Regions from separate parts of the Homo sapiens genome. Here region 1 is linked to region 2. Evidence: read pairs that join two places in POLR2A ChIA-PET (ENCODE). Cell type or tissue: K562. All regions are shown on one strand.

Evidence for each region. ChIA-PET counts read pairs that join two places held together with the same protein. Peaks named below come from ENCODE experiments on the same cell type or tissue, not always from the same donor. Only the 100,000 strongest peaks of a DNase experiment are listed, where the experiment ranks them.
Region 1: POLR2A ChIA-PET joins it to region 2 with 5 read pairs; 2 of 35 experiments call an interaction of 5 or more read pairs at or near these places.

What each region holds. Positions count from the first base shown.
Region 1 is chr18:58,019,652-58,022,151 of GRCh38, reverse strand. No RefSeq gene overlaps it. Among named protein-coding and RNA genes, the nearest start is that of NEDD4L, 23 kb to the left of the region's middle. In K562, no CTCF peak of the experiment used is centred here; no DNase peak of the experiment used is centred here.
Region 2 is chr18:57,588,422-57,590,921 of GRCh38, reverse strand. No RefSeq gene overlaps it. Among named protein-coding and RNA genes, the nearest start is that of FECH, 3.0 kb to the right of the region's middle. In K562, no CTCF peak of the experiment used is centred here; DNase peaks (open chromatin) are centred at 1,541 and 2,461.

The DNA of each region.
Region 1 (2,500 bases), 430 kb before region 2:
AGCACAGCCTGCTAATCCACTTTCTTTTGGGTTCCTTGATAGGCTGGCTCTTCTCTAGTTGATGGTGGCATGTCATCCAGACCTATTACCTCCCTCCCCATGGCTCCCCGACCCAGGGCGCTGCACTCAAGGACAACAGCAACAGAATATTCTAGCTCTCCTTACATTCCCAAAGTCCAGGCAGCTCCTCACAGCTCAGGAAACAATTTCCATCTCTCTCCTCATCTTTGGTCTCCGTCTGCCCCACCCCTCACTCTCCCTGTGGCCCAAATTGCAGAGACCCCCACAGTCTACCACAGTGAAAACCCCAGGCCAGCTTCACTCCCACCACCTTCGGAGGTGAACTAGGTGGACCGGGTTGGGGATGAATGCAGTGGCAGTTATGGGAGGAGGCAGTGGTTGAGGTTGCACAGTGCCTAAGGGCCCAAAAGTGTGAATGAGAGATAACATTGTCCACAGACAGGGCTGGAGAAACAGAATAACATGTGAAACCTGAGGAGAAGCACAACTCATAAGAAACCAGAAAGTTGACGGTGCAAGAGAAAACCTCAGAGATATTCCCGGTCATGGCTCTTTGTAACTGGTACAGAGACAGGCCCCTGTGTGAATGAGTAAACAATTCCTGCACAAAACCAAGAGCATTTATGAACTTGCTTTTCTTTTTTTTTTTTTAATTTTCATTTATTTGTTTATTTTAGAGCCAGGGTCTCACTCTGTTGCCCAGGCTGGAGAGCAGCGGTGCAATCCTGGCTCCCTGCAGCCTCAATCTCCTGGGCTCAAGCTATTCTCCCACCCAGCCTCCTGAGTAGCTGGGACTACAGGCATGCACCATCATGCCCAGCTAATTTTTTGATATTTTTGTAGAGATGAGGTCTTGCTATGTTGCCCAGGCTGGCCTCGAACTCCTGGGCTCAAGCGATCCTCTCACCTTAGCCTCCCAAAGTTCTGGGATTACAGGCATGAGCCAGCTTGCTTTTCTTATACATTTAAAAAGTGTTATAATGGAAGGAGAGGGCGATGTTTGGGGACTCTAGACCCTGACTTAGTGACGGGTATTTCTGTCGTGGACAGCTACCATAGTTTTAGAATAAAAAAATCATTGCACATGCTGGAAAAGCAAAACAAGTGTACTTTGGGAAGAAAGAGACAGACCATTTGAAACCTTGACTCACCCACACAAGGTAGGAGGTGTGGTCTCCACAGCTACACAGGGACAGATAACCTCTGTAGGGGGAGCAGGTATGGAGCAGGTATAGCGCCATTGGAGGCTGGAAGCTAGGTGTGGGGGCTGTGTGACCTTGGTCACCTCATTTCATTTAGTTTATCAAATATTTATTGAGCTCATGGGATGAGACAGTGCAGGGAACATAAAGATGGGCAAGATAAGCTCTGGCTCTCTGATTCCCAGTTTCCTCATTACAGCTGAAGTCCTTCCCTATTCTAGGCATATCTGATTCCAGGGTCCTTTATTTAAGATGAAGGAAAAGTTAAGGAAGTGTGCTCTCCTCAAAGGCATTTATTTCATTTGGTACTTAAGCAGTGATTAATCTTAAGCCCTAATAGGCCTTTAAATAATTTGAGCCTTGCCTTCGACATCTGTAAGTTGGGGATAATAATATCTCTCCTATTATCAGCTAGAAACATGATTTGTCAAGCCTAAGGGCTATTAAAATTTACTCCACAATAATGAGAGTTAGCAATTCTCAGCCTTTCCAACATGTTACAATAACCTGGGGAGACTTAAAAAATAACCAAGTCATGCAAATAAACACAGGCATGCTCTTTCTCCCTGCAGATGTGACTGACAGCACATTGGCAGTTATGCCATGGCTGGCTGACAAAGCACAGGGGCATTATCCCACTAGGAACAAAACAGGTTTTCATTTGTTTTGTTTTGTTTTGTTGCAGTTTTTTTTCTTTCACGTATATAACCACCATACTGCAGCATCAGTATAGGGAAGTGTTACCCATTTTATAACATTCTTTCTTTTTTTTTGGCTTTAGACATGACATAGGAAAAGTTGGCCTGAAATCCACTGGAGGAGCAAACTCACTTCTACAACATCCCTGATCCAGGCAGCATGATATATAAGCCACAGTGGAAGATGGTAATATATAGTGATGGCAACATTTGAAATGATGATGAGTAAGGCCTGCATGAGTGGAAATCAACTAAAGCCCAGGTCTGCAAGTTTGGAAGACCTGTGTAAAGGCTGATATGTAAAACAAATACAATATTTCCAAACTGCACATACTGTGGTTTGCATTTTACTCCCCAGATACTTGGTGAGCATATTTCTAGTCTAAAATGTTGATTCTTTTCCTGGTGCTCCTCAGGACACTTTATTCCTTTGCTCTGGTGACTTTTATAAATGTTTATAATCCATTTCACTCAGTGTAAATCAAATGGTGGAATCTGATGGGCTATGAGGAGCCCCGAGCTCTTTCTATAACTGTGTGTACATCTTCTCTAGTTAAGTGCTAAAGTAACACCCCATGG
Region 2 (2,500 bases):
GTGAGCCACGGCACCCAGCCACAATGGGCACATTTAGTCATGCAGTATAAGTGAAGAATGGAGGTCACTCAGAAGACACAGTTTTTCATTACCTACAAAGTTCTACATCAATCCGCCCTGGTTCCCCTACCTCTCGCCGCCCCCCTACTCAAGCCATGTGGCCTCCCTGCTGTTCTTTGACAGCCTTGTTATGGGGCTGAGTTGTGTTCCCCCAACAGACATGTTGACATCCTAGCCCCCAGGTACCTGTAAACATGAACTTATTTGGAAACAGGGTCTTTGCAGACGCAGTCAGGTTAAGATGAGGTTATTAGAGTAGGCCTTTAATCCAAAATGACTGGCGTCCTTCCAAGAGGAGAAGACAGGCTGTGACTGTGGAGGCAGAGGATGGAGTGCTGCATCTACAAGCTGAGGAACGCCAAGGATTGTTGCCACCGCCATGAGCTAAAAAAGGCAAGGAAGGATTCTCCCTTACAGGTTTCAGAGGGAGCACAGCCCTGCTGACACCCTGATTTTGCATTTCTAGCCTTCAAAACTGGACGACAACACATTTGCCTGCCTGGTTTGTGGTATTTTGTTCCAGCAGCCCTAGGAAATGAATACAAGCCTCAAATGTGTTCCAGCGCTTGCTGGCCTCTCTGCTTGCAAGCCCTTCCCCGGACAACGCCCTCACTCCCTTCAGGTCACTGCTGAAATGCCACCTTTGCAGAGAGGCTGGTCCTGACTGCACTACTGACCTGGGCAGTTGCGGCCTCTCTCCCTTCCTCCACCTCCTTTAGCTTTCTTCTGGTCCCTAGCCATACCTGACAATATGTTGTATGTCTTTCATCTTTGTTGTAAAACGATTGTCTGCCTTGCCTTCTAGAAGGTACGTTCCGTGAAATTAGGGACTGTCCGGTTCATTGCTGCACACCCAGTGCCTGCCATGTGCCTGACATAGACTGGAGTCTCCCATACGCTTGTTTCATAAGCGAATGAGCTGTTTGAGAATGTTGTTTGTTTTCCTTTTCACTCTTTTATCCTCTACATGACCTAATGTTTTGCTCATGGTAGATGGTCAGGAAATATGGGCAGATGGATTAATAAACCCGTCACCACCATTGGGCTGAAGGCTCTGCGTGGTGAAGAGGGGCAAGTCAAAACGCATGGCATGTTGGCCTGGATTTGGTGGCCTCTTTGTTGTAAAATGATTCTAGGGACAATTGATCAGATTTCTCTGAGTAATCATTATAGCTTACCATTTGTTACATGCAGCCACTGTTTCTCTTGCCCTGAATGCCTCCTGATTCCTCCCTTCCCCAGTTATTTTTCTGATTAAGGAATCAGAGTTGAATAATCTAAATTTAGTTTGTGTAGCTCAGAGGTGCCAATCATGGCAAATAATGAATGAAGAGATTTCCCACCCCTTTCCCTGAAGCACTGAGCTGAAACCAACAAATTCATTTTATTTAGGATCACAGGCTGCACTCAGAGTGGTGTCTGTGACAGGTGAGTGCTTTATTCACTAATGAACTCACCAGGCCCCAGACAAACCCTCTCCCTCCTGGTTGGGGTGCTCCTTATCTCCGTTAGCCCACACACTGTGCCTTTTTAGCCTTCTGTTTGCTAATGGAATTGGTGTGTCATTTTGTTAAAAATATGTTAAGTCAGAAAAAATTCATATTATGTATATCATATGGTTCCGCAAATTTCTTTAGCCTTTCAAGGGCTTTTCTGGTAAGCCTGTATTTAGAGTTCACAATTTCTGGATTAAGGACTGTGTTTTCTACCAGTTTTGAAAAGGACCAACATAAAGCACATTTTATCTGCTTTCACTGCATAAGAACATAAAAATTTACTCATTGGAAAGCTGTTATATTCAATGTTTGTAAGAAATAAGCCATAGATTAGGAATAACAATTGTTATGGTACTCTCTGTTGGGGAAAAAGAATGAAGTTCTGTTTTCAGTTATAACCCATGAGTTCTTAATATGTGCACCAGGAGGTTTTATACATGAGGAATTTTGAATGAGTTTTTAAAAGTCAGTAAAGCACCTGTAATCCCAGCTACTCGGGAGACTGAGGCAGGAGAATCACTTGAACCCAGTAGGCGGAGGTTGCAGTGAGCCGAGATCGTGCCATTGCACTCCAGCCTGGGCAACAGGGTGAGACTCCCTCTAAAAAAAAAAAAAACAAAAAAAATTAATTAATTAATGAAAAAATAAAAAATAAAAAAAGAAGTCAGTAAAAATGAAAGTGCAAGATGCGAATAAAAGAAATGAAATGATGCTGATTCATTAAAATATTTAATAAAGTATGTCTTGCTAGTTCCATAATCATTTCTGGACAGAAATTTAACCCACGCCAGCCATTGATTTTGTACTGGTGAGACTTGGCACCTTTATGCCTTGTCACTAATCATCAGCGTTTGCCTGGGAGGGACCAGAAGCCCCCTTATCTCTACCCAGCAGGAGGGCCCAGCACCCTGGATGGAGGGGATGACTTTCTCCAGGGCCTCCCA